2 separate regions of the Homo sapiens genome follow, and region 1 is linked to region 2. Evidence: read pairs that join two places in POLR2A ChIA-PET (ENCODE). Cell type or tissue: endothelial cell of umbilical vein. All regions are shown on one strand. Links, peaks and the distances in the headings refer to the core of each region. The heading gives the core; the rest is flanking DNA.

Region 1 (5,370 bases), core at 323-5,322, 60 kb before region 2:
TGAGGAGGAGAGATGTTTCTCAGTAGCTCCTTAACTTTTAAACTAATTCCCTGGTGTCAACATGCGATTCCCACGTTGTCTTAAACTCCACGTGAACAGAGTGGCAGTATTTTTTCATCGGTGGCACCTCCGAGCACATCTGCTAGGCTCACTTCCCACACAGGGCCGGACCCCAGGCCCTGGACCCACAGGCCCAGCCAGCCACCTCCTCACGGGCCTGACCTGCCAGCAGCGGTGTGGCTGGGAACCTCACCTCTGCCACCCTCAGGTCAGCGTCATCCCCAGGACCCAGGGTGTGCTGTGCCTGCCTGAGCTTCAGTGCTGGGTGGAGGGTGAGGGGTCTCCTGAGCCTCCGTGTCGGGTGGAGGGTGAGGGGTCTCCTGAGAGCCCAGCTGGGGTCTGCTCACGCCACAGGCATTTTTGTCCCTGCAGCCCAGGGGAGGGCACCCTCTTGTCAGGTGCCTGAGTCCCTGCGGCTGGTCTTGGGGATGAGCCTGGAGACAGCCAGAAGCCGGGAGGACAGGAGTTGGCCTTGAAAATGGGAGTCTCCCGCTTACCGCACGGAAGAGCTGCTGTGAGGTGGAGGCGGGACTCGAGCGTGCTCAGGAACGGGACGGGAGCCGCCCTCATTCTCCAGCGTCCTCCGTGCCAGGCTTCGTGCAAATCTGATTTGTGCAATGACTCCCCCTCAGCTTCCACCCCGTTGGCCTTTTCAGTGAAGCCCACACTCCCCGATACCCAGGGACACAGAAGCCTTAGGACACCCTCCCTGAATCCCCCAGCTGTGCCCAGCCCAGTGACTGCTGCGGGATGACAGCACAGTCCAGCCTTGCGGGCCAGGGGAAGGGAGGGGGCCCCACGGCCACCGTGACCACATGCAAGGTTAGGGGTCAGATGTGCTTTCCTGGGGAAATGACTTCCTTTCCTGGATCCAATCTAAAGGCCCGAATTTTGAAAAGAAAGCGGCAGGCGGGCTCTGAAGTGATTCCGACTCCCGTGCTTAAGCCGCGTGAGGCTCTCCCAGGCCTGCTGGGGCCCCGCCCACCGCTGGGCTGTCCACAGCCACCCTCCTGCCAGCTTCACGATGTCCCCATGACTGTGCAGCCCCTACATAACGTCACCCCAACAAAAACACGCTGCTTGACCGGTTCCACCTGCTTCCGAGCCTTCCAGCCCAGCCTCTCTCCAGCCAACAGGACGGAGGAAGCCCAGGGCCCCGACCTTCCTGTGGCTCCTGACTAGGGGCACAGTCACTGCTGGGGACACTGGTGGGGAAGGGAACCAGCCACAAAAGGGATGTGGCCTCCCAAGGCAGTATTTATACGTTCCTGGCCTCAAGCGGGCCAGATGCTTCTCAGAAGCTTAGTTCTGACACAGAATGGGGCGGGGGGTTCCTGACCCATTTTTGCAACTCTTCTTTACGTTTGAAATTCTGTCAAAGCAAAATCAGCTCAGAATTAAAGGTTACGCGGACACTCACAAACAGGCTGCATGACACGGCGTGGGGGCACTGGCTCTCCCACAACTGCATGTGCCACTGCAGGAACAGGACGACGCCCCGTGGGCCACGGGGTCCTGGCTGGGCAGCCTTCCTGGCATAGTCAGTGCTTAGAGAGCTCGCCGGCCTTGTCTTTTTGTTTTTGTTTTGCAGGAAACTGGAGTTTTATTATTACTCAAATCAGTCCCCCTAAGCCTTCCTGTTTTTTAAATTGAGATGTAATTTACATGCCATAAAATTCCCTCTAAAAGTGTACAGTTCGGCCTGATAGGCGCAGTACCTCATGCCTGTAATCCCAGCACTTTGGGAGGCCGAGGCTGAGGCAGGCGGATCATGAAGTCAGGAGTTCGAGAGCAGCCTGACCAACATGGTGAAACCCAGTCTCTACTAAAAATACAAAAATTAGCTGGGCGTGGTAGCGCACGCCTTGTAATCCCAGCTACTCAGAAGGCTGAGGCAGGAGAATCACTTGAACCCGGGAGGCAGAGGTTGCAGTGAGCCGAGATCGCACCACTGCACTCCAGCCTGGGCGACAGAGTGAGTCTCTTGTCTCTCAAAAATTAAAATAAAATAAATAAATTCAGTGGCTTTTAATAGAAGCACAAAGTTCTGTGCCCGTCACCACTATCCAATTCCAGAACAGTTCCCTCACCCCAAAAGGAAACCCTACCCATGAGCAGTCAGCCCCCACCCCCAGCAGCCTGCCTCCCCTTTCCCTACCTGTGACTCTTCCTGTCCTGGGAGCTCCATGCAAGTGCAGCCGGACAGCACGTGGTCTCGTGACAGGCTTCCTGCATTGGCATTGTGTTTTCGAGGTTCATCCGTGCTGGAGCAGGTGTCAGAACTGCCTTCCCTTTTAAGATTCGATCATCCCACTGTAAGGATGGGCCGCACTTCATTCGTCCACTCCTCAGTTGATGGCCTTTGGGCCGTCTCCCCCCGGGCTGTCATGAAACGTGCTACGGTGGACGTTCTTTCTCTTGGGTATCTACCTAGGAGTGGGGCTGCTGAGTCATGTGATTTGTTTAACTTTTTAAGGAAGTACCGATTGTTTTCCGAGCTGCACCATTTTACATTCCTAGCGGCAGTGCACAGGGGTCAGGGGTCTGCCTCCTACACATCCTCACCAACACGTGTCTTTTCAAGCTGGCTTTTTGAATTTCACCATGGAGCCCAGATTGCAGGAGCTTTGAAGAGAGGAAACGCTTGCTCAGTGGGGGCCTTGAGGGTGGCCATGTGTCGGGGCTCAGGGGCCATTTCCAGAAGGCGTTGCCCTGATGCTGCCACTTGCTCCCTGCCCTGCAGTGGGGAACGGAGGTTCACAGGGGGAAGGAGGGGCAGGGTGGAGCAGGAGAGGCCTCCCATCTGTGGCCATTCCAGCCCAGGGCCCAGGACAGGGGAAGTCCTTGCCTGGGTGTCAGAAGTGGAGACCCAGCCCATATTCCTCCTGAGGGGTCACCTGGCCCCGGAGGTGGCTGCCAGTGGGAGGGTGAGAAAAAGCACCAGCCTCCTCCCTCCCCAGGCGAGGGGCAAAGAACCTGTGAGGGGCAGAGAGTTAGAAATGGCGGGAGACATCTGCACTTGATTTGTGTGGCAGTCACAGGCCCGTCTGGAGTCCCCTGGGCACATCAGGCACTCTTGCTTCCCAGGAGCCGTCTACATCTGCACGGAAGACGCCTTCCCGCACAAGCGCCTGCAGCAGCTCATGGCCCAGCAGCCGCGGCTGCGCACTGACGTTCCAGGAGAGCTGCTTCAGAAGCTCCGATTTGGCAGCCAGATCTTCATCGAGCACGTGGCCGATGTGGTGAGTGTGGGAGAAGCCCCATGACACCCCCAAGGCAAGCTATTCAGGACCATTGGGGCAGGTGTAGCCACCACGGCAATGGGGTCTCACAGCAGGGCAGGGAGAGTTGGGGCTCAGCTCTGAACACAGCATGGGTCATGGGGGTTTACGCCCGAGGAGCAGGTGGGGTCAGAGGATGGAGAGTGACTGAGAGGAACTGGCAGGGGAGGGAATTCTGGCTAAAGCATCCTGCCAGGACCCTTGCTGAAGGTGTGCCTTGGGGATCAGACGGCCTCTGGGGACTGTGGAGGATGGACCAGTCAGCTACTGAGGGCGACTGGATACGGAGAGCAGGGGTCCTGCTACAATCTCAGCAGGGATTGCCAAAACTGGATTTCATGAGGACGTGCACAGATGGGCCTAGGAGGAGGCTCAGGAGCCTGACGGCAGTTTGGCCAAACAGAATCCTGGCCAGGAGTGGCTGTGGGCCAGGCAGGCAGGGCGGCAGGCTGCGACACCCAGTTACATCTGAATCTCAGGCAGCTTTGAAGCGTGTTCTAGAATGAGGATGCCCATATTCAGATCAACTTTCTTCATGATCTGAAACTCAGATGTAACTGGGCGCCTGTACACCATCTGTCAACCTTGCCCATGAAGACGGAGTGGGGAAGAGAAGCCCCAGGCGGGTGGCAAGGACCTCCTCTGGGCTGTGGGCCCCTGACCAGCTGCCCCAGGAGACCACCGCCCTGAGAAGGATGCGACCTGCTCTCCAGGCTGCTGCCCTGGTGAGATAGCTGTGTTGGTTTCCCCTTGCCCCTGAGGGGAAGACGGCCCTCACTAGGGGCACAGGGGCTCCACCTGGCCAAGGCCTGCTGGGCACCCAGCTCAGACAGGTGACCTCAGATCCTTGACCACTGCCTGGCTGCTGGCTTCCCTGCAGACACTGGCTGGGCTTGGAGGAGGGACCTATGGCAGGGCCTTGCAGAGAGCAGGGGCCACTCACCGGGGGCCAGTGGAGTCCGTCCTGTAGCCAAGAAGCAGGCAAGAGAGGCTGGGACCCATCCCTGCAGCTGGGGCAGCAGTGCTGTGAGCTGTCAGTGCTTAGTTTATAGACATCATCCTGGGAGGGAGAAGTGATGAAGTAGAAAAGACGCAGAAGAAAAGATGGGACGTTTGGGAGTAAACCCCTGACCAAAGGCAAGTAAGGAAATTCCACCCTGTGCAGGGGGAGCGGCTGCCATGTCCAGCCCACCCTAGACATGGCTGTGGCCTGGCAGAGCAGCTCCTGGGTGGGCCTTCCCCCACTTCTCTTTTTTTTTTTTAAGACAGTCTCGCTCTGTCGCCCAGGCTGGAGTACAGTGGTGCAATCTCAGCTCACTGCAAGCTCCACCTCCCGGGTTCACGCCATTCTCTTGCCTTAGCCTCCAGAGTAGGTGGGACTACAGGCGCCCACCAACACGCCCAGCTAATTCTTTGTATCTTTAATAGAGACGGGGTTTCACCATGTTAGCCAGGATGGTCTCGATCTCCTGACCTGGTGATCCGCCCACCTCGGCCTCCCAAAGTGCTGGGATTACAGGCGTGAGCCACCGCGCCCGCCAGCCTTCCCCCACTTCTAAGAGGTCTTATAAAAACTTTCAAGTAAAGCATAAGGCATATAAACTTTTAATTTAAAAAAATGTACAATAAAATACGTTATCGCACACAACGTGAGGAAGTTACACATGGGAAGGGAGCCGTGGGCCCAGCTCATGCCCCAGGTCTCCTGGGAGAGACCACGCCGCACCAGGGCACCAGCTTAGGCCCAGCCCCAGCCCCAAGGTCACGCCAGCCGTGTGGTTATTAGTATCATGTCCTATGCACACAGACGCAGGAGAAATGAGTGAGCGCTGCGGCTCCCGGCCAGGGGCCCTCCCTGCCGCCCTGGCTGTCCCGGGCCAGCTCCGGGCCACACTCGGCAGTCCCATCCTGGAGCGGGGCCAGGTCGGGGTCACTGCAAGAGAAGATAGAAGGTCAGGGCTGGGCCGCCAAAACCTGACAGTGTTACTAAGTTCTGTTCTGGAAACAGCTCTCTGGGGAACCCCCACCC
Region 2 (5,370 bases), core at 71-5,070:
AGCTGAGATTGTGCCACTGCACTCCAGCCTGGGCAACAGAGCGAGACTCTGTCTCAAAAAAAAAAAAAGGATTGTAACACCTATTTTGACTATATCTTTTCTATGTTTAGATATGTTTAGTTGCACAAATATTTACCACTGTTACAGCTGCCTACCACAGCCACATACTGTATGGGTTTTTAGCCTAGGAGCAATGGGCTACACCATACAGCCTAGGTGTGCAGTAGGTTATACTTCCTAGGTTTGTGTAAATGTACTCCCTGATGCCCCCACAACGAAATCACTTAACGATGCATTCCTCAAAACACATCCTCAACGTTCAGCATAACACACACACAACTGCATTAGGTGGATGCTTTAAACTAAGAAGTGCGACTGCGATGTCCACTACAAGCATGGCAGGGAGCTGCAGAAGAACTGAGCTAGGCAGCACCAGGGGGAACCTGGGAGATGACCAACTCTCAGCCACCACTTGGTTTGTAGACCTGGTAGGGCAGCTAGGTCTTCGCCTCCAAAAAAAAGACAGGCAAATTTTCCCGAGAAATCTGGCCAGCCCCAGGCCAGGCGCAGTGGCTCCCGCCTGTAGTCCCAGCACTTTGGGAGGCCGAGGCGGGCGGATCACCTGAGGTCGGGAGTTCGAGACCAGCCTAGCAAACATGGAGAAACCCCGACTCTACTACAAATACAAAATTAGCCAGGTGTGGTGGCACATGCCTGTAACCCCAGTTACTTGAGAGGCTGAGGCAGGAGAATCACTTGAACCCAGGAGGCGGAGGTTGCAGTGAGCCAAGATCACCCCATTGCACTCCAGCCTGGGCAACAAGAAAGAAACTCAAAGAAAAAGAAAGAAAGAGAGAGAGAAAGAAAAGAAAAGGAAAAGAACAGAATAGAACAGAAAAGAACAGAACTAAAGAAAGAAATCTGGCCAGCCCCAAAAGAGTAACATCCATCCATTCCTCAAATGTTTACTGAGCCTCTACTTTATTCAAGGCACTGTTCTAAAGGTAGAACTTGACCCCCCAAAAAAATTGTCCTAAGAAAATTAAAATATTTTGGTGACAAGAGAATATTCTTTTTCTTCTCTTCTCTTTTCTTTTTAAGTAGAGACAGGGTCTCACTATGTTGCCCAGAATGGTCTCAAAGTCCTGGGCTCAAGTGATCCTCCTACCTCGGCCTCCCAAAGTACTGGGATTATAGGCGTGAGCTACCACACCCAGTCCCAGAGAATATTCTCTATACTTCCAGAGAGGGAGGAAAAAAAACAGGTCATGCAGGCCGGGCGCGGTGGCTCACGCCTTAGTCCAAGCACTTCGGGAGGCTGAAGCGGGTGGATCAGGAGGTCAGGAGTTCAAGACCAGTCTGGCCAATATGATGAAAGCCCATCTCTACTAAAAACACAAAAAAATTAGCCGGGTGTGGTGGCGGGAGCCTGTAATCCCAGCTACTCGGGAAGCTGAGGCAGAGAATTGCTTGAACTCGGGAGGCGGAGGTTGCAGTGAGCCGAGATCACGCCACTGCACTCCAGCCTGGGCGACAAAGCGAGATTCCATCTCAAAAAAAAAAAGTCACGTAGAAAGAATCGAGAATAACTTTAGGCTTTTTTTTTTTTTTTTTTTGAGACAGAGTCTCGCTCTGTTGCCCAGGCTGATGTGCAGTGGTGCAATCACGGCTCACTGCAAGCTCCGCCTCCCAGGTTCAGGCCATTCTCCTGCCTCATCCTCCCTGGTAGCTGAGACCACAGGCGCCCGCAACCACACCCAGCTAATTTTTTGTATTTTTAGTAGAGATGGGGTTTCACCATGTTACCCAGGATGGTCTCGATCTCCTGACCTCGTGATCTGCCTGCCTCGGCCTCTCAAAGTGCTGGGATTACAGGCGTGAGCCACCGTGCCCAGCCAACTTTAGGTTTCTTAACAGCCACATTGGAAGCAAAAGGAAATTAAACAAATGCCTTCGGGCCAGGCAACCTCCACCTTCTGCGCTCAAGTGATTCTCCTGACTCAGCCTCCCGAGTAGCTGGGATTACAGGCATGCACCACCACGCCAGGCTAATTTTTGTATTTTTAGTAGAGACGGAGTTTCACCATATTGGCCAGGCTGGTCTGGAACTCTTGACCTCAAGTGATCTGCCTGCCTTGGCCTTCCAAAGTGTTGGGATTACAGGCGTGAGCCACCATGCCCGGTCAACCAATGTATTTCTTAAATGTATCTGATTGATGTCTCATGCCTCTCTAAAATGTATAAAACCAAGCTGTGCCCCGACCACCTTGGGCACATGTTCTCAGGACTTCCTGAGGGCTGTGTCACGGGCCATGGTCACTCATATTTGGCTCAGAATAAATCTTTTCAAATATTTTACAGGGTTTGAATCTTTTCATAACAATTCTATCAAGGGCACGTGCCAACATGATTTACACCTAATACATCAGCCTCGACCACCTGGCTCAGGTAGCATTTGCAGGTTTAGCCACTGTAAGATTATCACCACCACCTCCACACACAGTCATCCCATTCCATACTCTTAGGAAGCAAGTCACTAAGTGCAGCCCACACTCCAAGGAGATGGGGAAAGTTATAGAGGACCCTCTGGAAGATGGAAGAATCTACCATTATTTGGAATTCTTCTCTAAGGGAGATCAGTCTATTCTTTGTCTCTTTCCTCATTTATTAATGTAATTATTTATATCAATATGGACTTACAGATATTTGTTTTATACTTTAGGTGATAAGTAAAATACTAATTGTTAAAAATACATTCTTGGCTGGGCATGGAGGCTCATGCCTGTAATCCCAACACTTTGGGAGGCCATGGTGGGTGGATTACCTGAGGTCAGGAGTTGGAGACCAACCTGACCAAAATGGTGAAACCCCGTCTCTACTAAAAATACAAAAAAATTAGCCGGGCGTGGTGGTGTGCGCCTGTTGTCCCAGCAACTCAGGAGGCTGAGACAGGAGAATTGCCTTGAACCTGGGAGGTGGAGGTTGCAGTGAGCCGAGATCACGCCACTGCACTCCAGCCTGGGCAACAGAGTGAGACTCCGTCTCAAAAAAAAAAAAAAAACCAAAAAACCAAAAAACTACATTATTTATTTTATTGTTCAAGTTGTTCCAGCTTTTGTCAATGGGAGCTCTTTCAGTTGGTTCCTGTGTCCCTTCTTCATGTTCCCATCCCTTTGTTTTTTAGCATATCCTTACATTCAAACACTAGAAGAAGCTTCAGGCTCATCTTATATTTTCCCTGCCCCAGCCCTAGAATCACCCATTACTCCAAAGAGTTCTGATTTGTTTTGGTACAATGGAATCAGAATCCAAAACTGGGAGCCAGTAGTCTTTCTCCTAAAAACTCATAACCCTGACTTAACCATGGGAAAAATATCAAGACAAACCCAAATTTAAGGACATTGTACAAAATACCTTGCCCATATGTCTCAAAACTATCAAGGTTATTGCAATGGAATCAATGTGTGCCCCCCACCCCAATTCACATGTTAAAATTCTAATGCCTAGAGTAATGCTTTTAGGAGGTGGGGCCTTTGGGAGGTGATTAGGCCATGAGGGGACCCCTCACGGTGGGATTAGTGCCTTTAAAAAAGGGAACCCAGGGGCTGAGCAGTGGCTCATGCCTGTAATCCCAGCACTCTGGGAGGCCGAGGTGGGTGAATCACCTGAAATCAGGAGTTCGAGACCAGCCTAGTCAATATGGTGAAACCCCGTCTCTACTAAAAATACAAAATTAGCCGGGCATGGTGGTGCATGCCTGTAATCCCAGCTACTCAGGAGGCTGAGGCAGGAGAATAGCTTGAACCCAGCAGGCAGAGGTTGCAGTGAGCTGAGATCATGCCACTGCACTCCAGCCTGGGCGATGGAGTGAGACTCTGTCTCAAAAAAATAAAAAATAAAGGGAACCTAGGCAGAGTATAGTGGCTGATACCTATAATCCCAACACTTTGGGATGCCAAGGCAGGCAGATAGCTTGAGCTCAGGTGTTCAAGACCAGTCTGGGCAACATGGTAAAACCCCATCTCTACAAAAAATACAAAAATTATCTGGGTGTTGTAGTGTGCACCTGTAGTCCCAGCTACTTGGGAGGATGAATTGAGCCTGGGAGGCTGAGGTGGAGGTGGGAGGATGAAGTGCACCCAGGAGGCGGAGGCTGCAGTGAGCCAAGATTGTGCCACTGCACTCCAGCTTGGGCAACAGAGACAGACTCTGTCTCAAAAAAATAATTATTATTAAATTTTTTTTAAAAAGGGAACTCTCTCACACTCTTTTCACCATGTGAGAATACATCTAGAAGTCGGTAGCATGCAACCAGAAAGAGGGTCTGCACCAGAATCTGACCATGCTGGCACCCTGATCCCAGACTTCCAGCCTCCAGGACTGTGGCTTGTGTTGTTCGTGAGTCACTAGCCTGTGGTACTTTGTTACAGCCTCGCAAGCTAAGACAGTCCTCTAATGCAAGGAAAGTCTAAGAAAACAGCCACAGAGCAGGAGGCATGATGACTAAATGTGATATGGTATCTTGGATGGGATCCTGAGGTACAACAAGGACAAGGGAAAAACCAGTGATACCAAATAAAGTGGAGTTCAGTTAATAATAATGTACCAGGCTGGGCACAGTGACTCACACCTGTGATCCCAACACTGGGAGGCCGAGGCAGGTGGATCACTTAAGGGCAGGAGTTCGAGACCAGCATGGCCAACATGGCAAAACCCCATCTCTACTAAAAGTACAAAAATTAGCCAGGCATAGTAGCGCATGCCTGTAATTCCAGCTACTAGGGAGGCTGAGGCAGGAGAATTGCTGGAACCCAGAAGGCAGAGGTTGCAGTGAGCCATGGAGCCACTGCACTCCAGCCTGGGTGACCTAGCAAAACTTTGTCTCAAAAGAAAAAAAAAATAATAGTAATAATAATAGTAAGGTACCAATGTTGGTTCCTTGGTTGTCACAAATGTATCACAGTAATGTAGGATATTAACATTAGGGGAAATTGGATGCAAAGTATGTGGGAACTCTCTGTACTATCTTTGCAACTTTTCTGTAAATCTGTAACTATTCTAAAATTAAAAGTTTATTTTCAAATCTACACATAAATACAAAATACATATATAACTTGATAAAAACAAAACCAAAAAAGTATACATACAATATGTATATTAAGAATTCACAGGGCCGGGCGCGGTGGCTCACGCCTGTAATCCCAGCACTTTGGGAGGCCGAGGCGGGCAGATCACAAGGTCAGGAGATCGAGACCATCCTGGTTAACACGGTGAAACCCCATCTCTACCAAAAATACAAAAAATTAGCCAGGCGTGGTGGCGGGCGCCTGTGGTCCCAGCTACTCAGGAGGCTGAGGCAGGAGAATGGCG

The links. Peaks named below come from ENCODE experiments on the same cell type or tissue, not always from the same donor. Only the 100,000 strongest peaks of a DNase experiment are listed, where the experiment ranks them.
Region 1: POLR2A ChIA-PET joins it to region 2 with 8 read pairs; 7 of 35 experiments call an interaction of 5 or more read pairs at or near these places.

What each region holds. Positions count from the first base shown.
Region 1 is chr14:103,701,105-103,706,474 of GRCh38, reverse strand. KLC1 (kinesin light chain 1) reads right to left here. Exons shown (of 17, transcript NM_001394837.1): 17 at 4,931-5,274. It overlaps XRCC3 (X-ray repair cross complementing 3), which reads left to right. Exons shown (of 10, transcript NM_005432.4): 7 at 3,148-3,302. Among named protein-coding and RNA genes, the nearest start is that of XRCC3, 12 kb to the left of the region's middle. RefSeq lists enhancers at 1, 2-561, 4,583-4,632. In endothelial cell of umbilical vein, for the core only: no CTCF peak of the experiment used is centred there; DNase peaks (open chromatin) are centred at 1,034, 1,544 and 2,574; H3K27ac peaks cover 2,361 bases.
Region 2 is chr14:103,640,461-103,645,830 of GRCh38, reverse strand. All of the region lies in intron 1 of KLC1 (kinesin light chain 1), which reads right to left. Among named protein-coding and RNA genes, the nearest start is that of KLC1, 14 kb to the right of the region's middle. RefSeq lists a silencer at 1,610-1,659 and an enhancer at 5,340-5,370. In endothelial cell of umbilical vein, for the core only: no CTCF peak of the experiment used is centred there; no DNase peak of the experiment used is centred there.